Regions from separate parts of the Homo sapiens genome. Here region 2 is linked to region 1. A link is an interaction called in ENCODE POLR2A ChIA-PET data of the cell type or tissue named here. Cell type or tissue: Panc1. All regions are shown on one strand. Each heading gives the region's core, and the rest is flanking DNA. Links, peaks and the distances in the headings are about the cores only.

Region 1 (6,375 bases), core at 461-5,460:
TGCTTTATTGGGAATGGTATTGAGGGATGGAGGAGGCCAGGGTGGGTGATTTTTAAAGGGGAGGCTGAGGGTGAGATTTCTAACCAAGATGCCTACGTCATTGTCTTCCTTGAAATGCTCTTCAAATTTTAACATGAAACACCCTCTGAGGATGGTTTGTGTTTGTTTTTGTTTTTGAGACGGAGTCTTGCTCTGTTGCCCAGGCTGGAGTGCAGTGGCGCGATCTTGGCTCACTGCAACCTCCGCCTACCGAATTCAAGCCATTCTCCTGCCTCAGCCTCCCGAGTAGCTGGGACTACAGGCATGCACCACCACACCTGGCTCATTTTTGTATTTTCAGTAGAGATGTGGTTTCACTACGTTGGCCAGGCTGGTCTTGAACTCCTGACCTCGTGATCTGCCTGCTTCGGCCTCCCAAAGTGCTAGAATTACAGGCTTGAGCCACCACGCCCGGGCTGGGGACAGTTCTGACACAGAAGTGAGCTTATACTCCCGAGAGCTCTAGAGCTTTGGCCTGGACATTTCTTCCCAGCCTGGAAATTTCTTGGAAGTGTCCTTTATTCATGCTCAAAATTCCTGGGAATGCTGCAACCTCTTCCACCATGAAATGATAGCATTGCAGACTCTTGTTTTACTGCCCTCTTGTTCTAAACTCAAATATCCCTCAAGAAATTACAAAGGGTACTCCCTTTGCTGGCTTCCCCTCTGTTAAGCTGTGGGTACAGACATAAACCCTTGCCAGCCAGATGGCATTTTCTTTTTCTCCCGGTTGGCCTCTGTGTGCTCAACAGAAATGTTCCCACCCTTTGGATAAAGCATGGGCTGCAACCTGCAACATTATTGCAGGCTTTGTTCTTAGATTATGTGCCCCAGATAGCTCCAGCCAGGGATTTTTTCATAAAGTTGGTATGTGGGCGGAAGGAGAGGACTTGGCGTTTCTTTTGTAAGGACAGAGATAGGAAGAAGGGAGAGGCCAGGAGGTGATGTACTGGAAGATCATCAAAATGAAGAAAGAAACAAATATGTGGAGAGACAGTTACTTGAATATCAATGGTGTTTGTTTTCTGTGGATTTTCTTTGGGCTAGCGGGGAGGTGATATTTTGAAGTACAAAGGACCATCTAATCTGGTGCATCTCTTGGCATATTCTGATGCCTCTGGGTCTACAGCAATAAATCCATCATATCATTAGGAATATTTTGTCTGTCCCTCATCCCCTCTCCTGCGAGGTTATCTGAACAAGATGCACGAACTACCAAGTGGTTGAATTTTCACTTAGTGGGTTGCATGGATTGCAGGCGATTCCTAAATAACAGAGCAGAGACCAAGAGAGATACTGTCATACTTTTAGAGAAAGGCTGCTTCGGGAACAAATTTTTGAGGCTGGATGTTCTCTTGTTTTCCCTCCATTTTCCAAATTCTTAGGTTAATTAAGAGCAAAAGGAGTAAGCTATTAGAATTTTTACTATCCACACTAATTTGTGTGACTTTGAAAGTCGATTGAGTTGATGAGCGGTTTATTTTTAGAGTGGTTTTGGAATTGAAAATGTGAAGCTTAATAGTTTTTTTTCTTTTAGGGACTGTGAATGGACTTATCTTTAACTGGGCTGTATGTACATACAAATAAATCTTGATTTTCCGAGAGAGAGAGAGAGAGAGAGAGTGTGTGTGTGTGTGTGTGTGTGTAAGTGTGTACCTGGACCTGCACTTCCTGGCTGGTGTATCTATGTGTGCACAAATATATGCAGGACTATAAATAAAAACCGCAAATGAATGCCTTAGACTGAAACATGAGGGCTGCTCTTTCTATTTTGTGCAACAAATGAGGCGTGCAGATCTCCTTTGGAGACCAAGTCTTTAGGAGAAATAGCAGCTCCGGGAAGAGCCTGGCACCTTTGCTCTCTGGGTTTCTGCACCATGCCATCTTGTGGTTAGCAGGGGAGACAGTGCGTTAGGCCTGGGGATATCCTGGTCCCAGCTCCAGGGCTACCCCTGGGCCTCCCTTTCCCCAGTGGGTGTCTTTTCCTTGTGCTAACTTTAAGGATAAACCCTGATTTTGATGTTGCAAGGTAATGTGGTATAGGCCTCAAAGACAGACTATTGATCTTTTTATGTAGTTTCCTTATGGATGATACTTGTCGGTTTATAAGGCTAGCGGAAGGCCTGTGTGTGTGTAGGGGGGTGGGGGGTTGGAGTTGGGAGTGAGCTTGGTGAGCAGGTATGGGGATACCAGGGCAACCTGAGAGGTAGGCCACGTCATCACCATTTATAATAGGCTTCCAGGAGAGTGAAAAAGTCATCAGCGTCACCTAGACTGAAACAGAGCCAGGGGTAATAACCCAGGATGGTACACTGCAAGCCTACATCTATCCATTGTTATTTTCCATCCTTCAAACAAGAATAAATACTAAAAAAGAAGTTGAATGAATGCCGATTGAATGAATGAAATATTATAGAAGATACCTGGAAAAGTCAGAAGACACATACACCCACACCCATACACACATACACCGTACTCCTCAAGGAGTTGACCATCTAGACATTTAGCCATGTACCTTTAGGCAAGTTACTGAACCTCTCTGTGCCTCAGTTTCCTCATCTGTAAAATGGGCAGACTAAAAATAATGAGCACATACACTGCAGAGAATTAAATGAGTTAAGAATTAATTGATGTTTGGGACAGTGTCTGGTACTTCTGTGCACTCAGTGTGTATCAGCTATTATTGGGATGATGGTTGTCATGGGGGCAGAGTAGAAGCCTCTAGGTAGTGCTGGGAGAGACAGCATGCAGTGTGAGTCGAGAATGGCCCCGGGGGATGCTATGGGCATACAAGGAGGGCATCACCAGCTGATGGGTGGCTGGTGTGGGCTGTATCAGGTCTCCAAGGAGGAGGGATGATGCGGGTGAACCATGGGGCCAGGGACAACATGAGGTGACAAGAAGGAGACTGGCCTTGACAGAAAGGTCCAGGTTGTAGCCTCCAGGAGAGTGGCCACCCCGGGGACAGGCGGAGAATTGAGATGGCTGCTTCTCCATGAGTTGTCTGGGGTGGTAACAGCCAGGAAACCATTTGAAAACCTCGCTGGGGTTCAGGGTGGCATGCAGGGAAGAGGCGGCAGAGAAGACCAGATGAATGTCTCTGAGCTGAAGAGGCACAGAATGAATGAATGAATAGCATGATAGGTGGTGAGGGGCAGTCAGAGATGATGAGAAAATGGAGTGCGGCATGAGGAGAGCTTAGTAGGAACCCACGTCCTGGAGCACTAAGCTTGCAGCATCGTGCTCCCTTTATGCAACAAGGCTGGTGCCTTCCAGGGAGGTGGACATGGGGTGGGAGAAACGAGGAGATGGGAGCACCTCACAGGTTAGAATGGCGAGTCAAGCTGCCCAGTGAGACCTGGCAGCCTCTAACAGCAGTGCCAGCCCTAGCCCGCGTTTCCTCTCGGTGCCTACTCACAGCACCAACTCTGAACCTCATCCCAGACTCTGACCCTGTCAGTCACGAGCCAGAGCTGGGAATCTGTATCAGACACGAGCTTGCAATGCCCCAAGGGCTGGCGGCGACCCATCCCAAGGATGATGACTCCATAAATGAAAGTGTTAAATTCCTTACAGGAAGAAGGAACAAGACCAGTGGGGACTACAGGGAGAGGGGAGGAGGAGGAGAGTGGACAAGGCTGAGAAGACACTTCCTAATTGAGTGGCAGGAGGATGGTGGTGACATTGATAGGATGGAGAAGGGGTATCTGCTTACCTTGCTCACACTTTTTTTTCTTTTTTCTTTTCTTTTTTTGAGATGAGTTTCACTCTTGTTGCCCAGGCTGGAGTGCAGTGGCGTGATCTCGGCTCACTGCAACCTCCACCTCCCGGGTTCAAGTGATTCTCCTGCCTCAGCCTCCCGAATAGCTGGGATTACAGGCATGCACCATCAGGCCTGGCTAATTTTTTGTATTTTTAGTGGAGAGGGGGTTTCTCCATGTTGGTCAGGCTGGTCTCGAACTCCTGACCTCAGGTGATCTGCCCACCTCGGCCTCCCAAAGTGCTGGGATTAAAGGCATGAGCCACTACGCCTGGCCGCGCACACTTTTAATAGTTCTTTACAGTTGCTCAATGCTATGGTCTGAATGTTTATGTCTCCCCCAAAACTCATGCCTTAAAACCTAATCCCCAATGTGATGGTATTAGGAGATGTGGCCTCTGGGAGGCAATTGGGTCATGAGGGTGGTGTCCTCACCAATGCAACAGTGCCCTTATAAAAAAGGGCATATATGGAGCCAGGACAGTGAGAGGATCTGAAAACCATACTATGTAGAAATAGTTGTCAGATTTGATAAATCTTGTGTGTTGAATGAATGAATAGCCTGGATGAGAGGTGACTGAGAATAACAACTAATTTTGGTGTCTGAAAGGCTGCCATGGCAAGAGAATCTTTGTTCCATGTTATTCTGTAATGCAGGAATGAGACAACCTCATAGAAGCTCTTGAGTGACAGATTTCAGCACGATTCAGGGAGAGCTTGATTGGCAAGAATCTCAGTTACTTTTGTCATTAGTTTCAATCTGCTGCCTTGCAAAACCCCTCCAAACGGGAAATAAGCTCCTCGGACTGAGTTTCCATTATTCTCCTTTATCCAGAGGGCTCGTCGGTGGAGCCAGCTTCCATAACCGTGTGGCGGATTCGGAGAGGAGGTGGGAGTGCAGGTGAATGAACTCACTGTGATTGGGGCCCCTTTTTACAACCAACTTGGCTCCAGTTGGGCACAACATAAACCTGTGGCAATTTAAAAATTATGTATGTATGTATGTATGTGTGCGCTTTTTGCTGAAGAATAATGTTTATAAAGTACACAAATCTTAGGGACAGCTCAATGAATTTTTACGTATGTACACATCCACGGAACCACCATCCAAACCAGGATACCATTGAACATTGCCGTCAGTCTGGAAGCTGCCATCTTGTCACCTGTCAGTCAGCAGTTCCCTCCCGCCTTCTCCCCTAGGTAACCACAATATGGAGATTGTTAATATTGTAAAGGGAAGGTTTACTCTCCCACAGCTAAGGGTCAAAGACAAGCCCACGTGACAAGAAAAGAAGGGATATTTGCTTGTGGAGGTTTTTCTAGGTTTGGTTTGAGTTAAAAATGCTGGGCAGGCATGGTGGTTCACACCTGTAATCCCGGCACTTTGGGAGGCTGAGGCAGGTGGATCACTTGAGGCCAGGAGTTCGAGATCAACCTGGCCAACATGGCGAAACGCTGTCTCTACTAAAAATACAAAAATTAGCTGAGCGTGGTGGCACATGCCTGTAATCCAAGCTGCTTGGGAGGCTGAGGCAGGAGAATTGCTTGAACCCAGGAGGCAGAGGTTGCAGTGAGCTGAGATTGCGCTGCTGGACTCCAGCCTGGGCAACAGAGTGAGACTGTCTCAAAAAAAAAAAAAAGAAAAAGAAAAAGAAAAACAAAAACCAACTTGGTAGATCCTAAGATCTTTTTCTCACTGAAATATTTAAGCACTGCATTTTAAGAAAACTTCCTATTCATTCGTAGACTTTTATCTGGCCAGATTTCCACTCTGAGGGCTTTTCTTTCTAGTTATCTGACAAACCATAAATTTTATTTCCTTTAAGGGCAAAACCAACCTCCAAGCACATTTATGGCCCATGTTTTAAGAGCTGGCCGCCCTTTCTATCCTGTATCTCTGGTTAAACGTGTTTTCTTTTTCTTGGAGCAAATTTTTCAAAGAGGGGCTAAAGCTATGTGTTCCTCTGGAGAGAACTCCTGCCTACCCAGCAGGAAAGAAAATGCCAGAGAAGCCTCCGACCTGGGTTCTGCCCCTGGTAGCCAGGTCTCAGGCTAGAAGCCTTCTTTTTGGTTGCATTGGAGTCCTTCTCTACCTCACCTTTATTGTTTCTTCCTTCTTGGTTTTTATGTATTCTCCTCTGCCTCCTTTAAAGAGTGGCAACTTTTTGGACTTTGGACAATTCCTGTGTAGCAATCTGGGCTGATTTTAGAGAGTCCTTCTGTTTCCTGCTTTCCAGTGAGCTGATTGGTTGATCAGCTGATTTTATTTACCTTCCCCTGGAGGAAGTAGAGTCCCAGGATGCTGGGGAGGCCCGCTGGGGACCCCTGAATGCCCTTTATGTTGACCCCTTGTCTTTTTGTTTGGGTTCCTAGGGCTATGGACTGAGAGGCAGCATAACTTTGAAATGGTATCTATTGAAGGAGTCTCTTTCTGCTTCTCACCATATTGGGAAGAAGGTGGATTAAAACATTTATTTACTCTTAATTGTGGTAAAATATACATAACATAAAATTTACCATTTTAACCTTTTTTTTTTTTTTTTTTTTTTGTCTGAGAGGGAGTCTCGCTCTATCGC
Region 2 (6,375 bases), core at 955-5,954, 70 kb before region 1:
ATCACAGACCATCAAGAGTATTGACTGGTAGAATGATGTTGGCACGTAGGTGCAGGCTAATTAATTCCACCGGCTTGGGCGGCTTGCTGTAATACCAAGCTTTTGGTTAGGACTTTGTGGGTGAGCCGTCTGGAAATTGATTCAGCACAGTTTGGGGAAGGAATCCGTTTGTCCACATTCAAGAGCACTATTTACCTGCATTTGCTTTGTTGGCAATTTAACATTATCAGTCAAATTAAACCAGCCAATGTTGACTGAGCCCCTGTTAAAAGGATTAAAAACAAAAAAAAAAGCAAGCAAGAAAGCATATGTGATATACTCCTTGATCCCAGAACACTTAAAATTAATGGGAGGAGCCAGAAATGTACACATCTTAACAACCACTGGTGAAAGACAGTATATCTCAATGTCAGATGAATGGAGTACATGATAATGTAAGGGAAGTTCTGAGAAGACAGCCATCGCGGGGGTGGGTTGGGAAGGAAGGTCATCCCAGGAGTCTGAAGTACCTGCCTGGCACAAGGCAGGGCACACAAGAGGCACTCTGCAAGGACAAGCCCAGCAAAGTCCGAAAAGCATTTCTGGCAGATGGGATGGTGTGAGCAACGGTGGTGGTGGTGGGGTCATCACAGTGTGAGGTTGTAGGACCTGCACCAGGCTGGGAAGAATGGAATAATGGAAATATTAGACATTTGAAAGCCATGAGTCACAAACACTCAGAAGGGTGAAGGGGATGGAGCAAAAGAATACAGAATGTGTCTAAGCTTGGAACCCTGATGTCTGGGAGACTTAGAAAAATCACAGGCCTCAGCAAAGAATCCAGCAGGAAAAAAAAATGATTTGTGATTGGTATCTTATTTTGGATTCTTCTCGAGGCAGAGAAACGTTTGTGTGTAACTGGATTTGTGAGTTTATCTTTGGAAGAACAAAGAGAGAGAATTGGGAGGGAGAAAAGTCAATAAAGGGTGGCGAATGAGAGGTTATGCTGTGGGCATACAGGGCTGAATCTCACTGGGGACCCTCCAAGCAACTCAATAAAATAAACTTCAGAAGTGCCAAATCAGGCCAGGTGCAGTGGCTCACACCTGTAATCCCAGCACTTTGGGAGGCTGAGCCGGGAGGATCCCCTGAAGCCAGAAGTTAGAGACTAACCTGGGCAACATAGCAAGACCTCATCTCTACAAGACAAATTTTGAAGTTAGCTAAGTGTGGTGGCATGTGCCTGTAGTCCCTAGTCCCACTACTTGGGAGGCTGAGGTGGGAGGATCACTTGAGCCCAGAAATTCAAGGTTTCAGTGAGCTAAGATTGTACCACTGCACTCCAGCCTGGGTGATGGGTGACAGAGACCCTGTCTCAAAACAAAAACAAAAACAAAAACAAAAACAAAAACAAAAAAAACCAAAATTGCCCAATCGAAGGATGAAAAAGATGGAATATTTATCTAATGACTCCCTTCCTTGAGGGTTGTCCTTAGACAGGGTAAACCCCTGGCACTTCTGAGATGCTTCTGCAAGGAACTAAACAAGGCCAAAGAACAGCAAGAAAAATAAAAGAAAGAAAAAAACAAGAGTCACAGGTGGCTGAGGCAGGAGGTGGCCACTTGCTGGAATTGTCCACTGTGGCTGCAGGGCAATTTGGTAGCAAGGGGCCATTGGGTGGGGCATCATCAGTGGGTAGTTATAGATGCTTGTTCTTAGACAGCCTGGGTTTCAGCTGGTGTAGACATGTCTGATGGGCAGTCAGGAAAGCAGACCTGGAATCGAGCCAACCACTTCGTTGGCAGGATTGGGTATGAGAGGGAGCAAGGTACTGAAGAAAGGAGACCTGGGGACAGCTCAGGACTGGAGCCTGGGATGCATCCTATAGGTAGGGGGCGGGAAGGGAGCATAGTCAGTGGGCAGAGACCTCGTGCCTGGCACACAATGGCAAAAGCCATGGGAAAAGGGGATTTTGGGAAAAGAAACTGCAGAGAACAAAACTAAGAAGGCTAGAACCAGCACCCTGGATTCGGTGGTTAGTGGTTAGCAGGTTTCTGGGACCCTAGAGAAGAGACTGGTTTTTTTGTTTGTTTGTTTTTGTTTTCATTTTTGTTTTGACATGGAGGCTCACGCTGTCGCCCAGGTTGGAGTGCAATGGTGCGATCTCGGCTCACTGCAACCTCCGCCTCCCGGGTTTAAGCGATTCTCCTGCCTCAGCCTCCCAAGTAGCTGGGACTACAGACATGCACCACCATGTCTGGCTAATTTTCATATTTTTAGTAGAGACAGGGTTTCATCATGTTGGCCAGGCTGGTCTCGAACTCCTGACCTCAAGTGATCCACCCTCTTCGTCCTCCCAAAGTGCTGGGATTACAGGCGTGAGCCACTGCGCCCAGCTGAGAGGACACTTTTAATGGCATGGTAGAGGTAAGTAAGAGTTAGAATGTAGGGACTCAAGAGATGAGATGTCCCCTGGAGGCAAAGAAGGATGAGTCCATTTGATGAAGCCAGGAGGAAGGAAGGAGGAAGATGGCGGAAAGGGCTGCGTGACCCTGTGCAAGTTACTCTGAGCCTCTGCTGTCTTATCTGTAACACAGCAATAATCATCTTTCCTATCTCTTAGGGTTTCAGTGAGCATTATAGGTTTATAAGTGCTTAGCACAGAGCTGAACATTTAGTAAGTGCTCAATGAATGCTTTTTATCATTTATTATTGAGGGGAGAAGAAGAGGATGGAGAAAAAAACTGGATCATCTCGTGACATGGAAAGAAAGGTCTGAGCTCTGACGATCCCCTCACGTGATTATAGGCATGAGGACTCACTCTTCGAATTGTTTGAAAATTGAATGGACTGGCTCACACCTTCTGAAATTTCTTGGAAGCTCTGGAGTAACTATTCCACTAAAGAACAGCGTGTTTTTGGCTGAAATCTGTGACTGTTTGTTTTTGAGTTATTTTAATCTCTGTGTCAAGCATGAAAACCTCAGCAGCCTGGGATTTATAATTAGATCCCACTGGCATGCCCTCTCACCTCTCAAACATGCCACAGTGCTTTGGCTCTCTCCTTGTGCAAACCTCCCTTTGATATTTTTGGATATCGATACCAAGTGTATCTGCATATTTTAACCAACTGATATGCATATCCTGTGATCTGAGGCATTCGCTCAATGTGGGGCATCAGGCCAGCTGTGAACTTCCTTTAAAATTTATTTTGTGTCAAATGATTCCCTAATGCTATAGCTCCCTTGAACTGCTAGATTTATGAAAATTCTGCACAACACATAGCTCAGAGAAAAAAAAAAAAGAGTGTTGCAAGACCAGATATAGGATATCATTTGATTTGTTTAAAACACTCTGTCCAGGGGGTTTTGACTTGCTAATTTAAAAATAATTCTAAAATTAGGTACAGTTGACCCTTAGTATCCATGGGGGATTGGTTCCAGGATGCCCTGTGGATACCAGAATCCAAGGATGCTCAAGTTCCTGACATAAATGGCTTAGTGTTTGCATATAACCTACTCCCCTCTTCCTATATACTTTAAATAATCTCTAGATTACTTATAATGCCTAACACAACGCCTGTGCATCACTTCATTCATGTGGATTCAATGTAGTACTTGGTGTGAAGAAAATTTAAGTCTTGCTTTTTGGAACTTTGTGGATTTTTTTTTCTGGAATGTTTTTGATCTGCAGTTGGTTGAATCCACAGGTGCAGAACTATGGACACAGGGGGCTGACTATGTATATTTATATCCACTTGCAAAATTAAGAATAAAAATAATGTGCATCAGCAGGTGCAGATTCTGATGCTCGGTGGACAGTATGAAGTCTTCCATTTTTAATGAAGTCTCAGGCGATGCTGCTGTTGCAGTCCTGTCCAATAGAATGTTCTGTGATGGTGGAAAGATTCTCTATCGGCTCTATCCAATACCTAAGCCACACCTTTCACACATGGGGGAGTGGGATGGGCAATGGAAGAGCCCAGGCAGGGTAGGGAGGGGGCAGAAGGAAGGACAGCAGCACAGGTAGGCTTACTAAGATCCCTAACATTTATTTAGTGCCTGTAATGGGCAAGGCAGTGTGCTGGGTGCTTTACACCTGTTCAGCCACATTCTTACATCAGCTTGTGCAGAGCATTTACTCTTCCTGGAACAATCCTCGGTGCAGCGGGTACAACAATGTAAAAAGATCCAGTCCTTGCTGCTGGGAAATTTATAGACACGTTAACTGAAACTGTGGAGTAGGATGAAGTTTCTGAGAGAGGAGTCTGCATTTTTACCCTGGCCTTTCTATTTCGTCTGCAACATTAAGCAAGGTGCTTCATTGCTCTCAGTTTCGATTTCTTTGTTTCTAAAATAGAGTTAATCATAGTACCTACTGTTGGCTTCTTGGGAGATTATATGATGAGATACATTGTAAAGGTTCAGGACAGTGTCTGGCACCCAGCAAGCTCTCTGAAAAGACCAGCACCTATGATGGTATTGGTCCTACCCGTGAAGACAAGTGTATGCTGGCACCAAGAACTCTGATCCAAGTGCCATAGTTAATTTCAAAATACCTAATAAGCCTCAACTATGTGCAATACTTTAAATGGTGGAGACGGGAGGATCGTGACAAAGGGGAATAAAATGGAAGACCTCAAGAAACTTACTTTAGAAAGGGACTCAGAGTGCTTGGTGGTTTAATGGAGTTCTCTCAGTTACTGGGGATCTGGGAAGTCTTCATGGAAGAGGTGGTGTGTGAGCTGCCCCCAAAAAGCAGATAGAGGAAGAGTACAAAACTCCATAAGCAGAGGCAAAGGGCCTTCTGGATAGAGGAGGCTCTGGAAGCCACAGTGAGGACTAGAGGAATTGAGGTCTTTTTGGAAATATTAAATATTCCAGTTTTCCTGGAGCACAGGACAGGGGTTGTTGGGGAGCACAGGAGAAAAGATTGAAAAAGTAGATTAAGGTTAGGCTGCAGAAGGCATTGATGCCAGGCTGTTGAGTTTATATGTGAATTTGTGGGCAACGAGGGGCTTCTGAAGTTATTTTTCCTCCGCAATTTTCATTTATTTTCACCTGAAATGTAATATGCTCATTTTAAATTTAATTGTAAATGTAGAGGTCTATGAATAGTTAAAAACTCTTGAAGAAGACAAAGTGAGAGAAGTTCCAAATAAGGTGTAAGAAATGAATGGGCTTTGCCTGGCAGCTCACGCCTGTAATCCCAGCACTTTGGGAGGCCAAGGTGGGCAGATCACCTGAGGTCAGGAGTTCCAGACCAGCCTGGCCAACACAGCAAAACCCCATCTCTACTAAAAATATAAATATTAGCCAGGCACAGTGGCACACGTCTGTAGTCCCAGCTACTCGGGAGGCTGAGGCAGGAGAATCCCTTGAGCCTGGGAGGCAGAGGTTTCAGTGAGCCAAGATCATGGCACTGCACTCCAGCCTGGGGGACAGAGCGAGATTCTATCTTAAAAAAAAAAAAAAAGTATTAGAATTAAGACACCATGATAATGGTACAGAGTTAGAAAAACTGACCAGTGGAACAGAATAGAGAGCCATGAATCTACTCAAAAAAGGAGAAAATTTGATACACGAGAGAGGGTTGATATTGCAATTATTTTTATCACCATATATATGCATATTTATATTAAATACATATGTAACTTTTAAAATAACATCTCAATTTTAGAATAGATTTACAGAGCCATTGCAAAAATAGTACAGAGAGTTCCCATATACCCACTGATATGGTTTGGCTGTGTCCCCACCCAAATCTCATCTTGAACTGTAGCTCCCATAATTCCCACGTGTTGTGGGAGTGACCCAGTAGGAGATAATTGAATCATGGGGGTGGTTTCCCCCATACTGTCCTCCTGGTAGTGAATAAGTCTCTGATGGTTTTGTAAGGGGTTTTCTCTTCCGCTTGGCTCTCATTTTTTCTTGCTGCCACCATGTAAGACGTGACCTTGCTCCTCCTTTGCCTTCCACCATGATTGTGAGGCCTCCCCAGCCACATGGAACTGTGAGTCCATTAAACCTCCTTTTCTTTATAAATTACCCAGTCTTGGGTATGTCTTTATCAGCAGCGTGAGAACAAACTAATACAACCACACTCAATTTCCCTTATTATTACATCTTACATTAACATGGCACATTTGTAACAATTATGAATCAATATTGGTACATTACTATTGACTAAAGTCCCACACTTTATCAGATTTCCTTAGTTTTACCTAATGTCCCTTTTCTGGTCCAGGATTCCATCCAGAAGACCACGTTCAGTCATCAAGCCTCAGCCTTCTCTGAGCTGTGACAGTTTCTCAGACTCTCCTGGGTTTTGGCGAACTTGACAGTTTTGAGGGTTATTGATGAGGTGTTTTGTAGACCATCTCTCAGTTGGGGTCACT

Evidence for each region. Peaks named below come from ENCODE experiments on the same cell type or tissue, not always from the same donor. Only the 100,000 strongest peaks of a DNase experiment are listed, where the experiment ranks them.
Region 2: POLR2A ChIA-PET joins it to region 1 with 11 read pairs; 4 of 35 experiments call an interaction of 5 or more read pairs at or near these places.

The regions. Positions count from the first base shown.
Region 1 is chr17:72,525,097-72,531,471 of GRCh38, reverse strand. The region is part of intron 1 of LINC00673 (long intergenic non-protein coding RNA 673); the gene reads left to right. Among named protein-coding and RNA genes, the nearest start is that of LINC00673, 65 kb to the left of the region's middle. In Panc1, for the core only: no CTCF peak of the experiment used is centred there; no DNase peak of the experiment used is centred there; H3K27ac peaks cover 4,533 bases.
Region 2 is chr17:72,595,466-72,601,840 of GRCh38, reverse strand. LINC00511 (long intergenic non-protein coding RNA 511) reads left to right here. Exons shown (of 5, transcript NR_033876.1): 5 at 2,697-3,800. Among named protein-coding and RNA genes, the nearest start is that of LINC00673, 5.8 kb to the right of the region's middle. RefSeq lists an enhancer at 4,239-4,288. In Panc1, for the core only: no CTCF peak of the experiment used is centred there; no DNase peak of the experiment used is centred there; H3K4me3 peaks cover 827 bases; H3K27ac peaks cover 1,600 bases.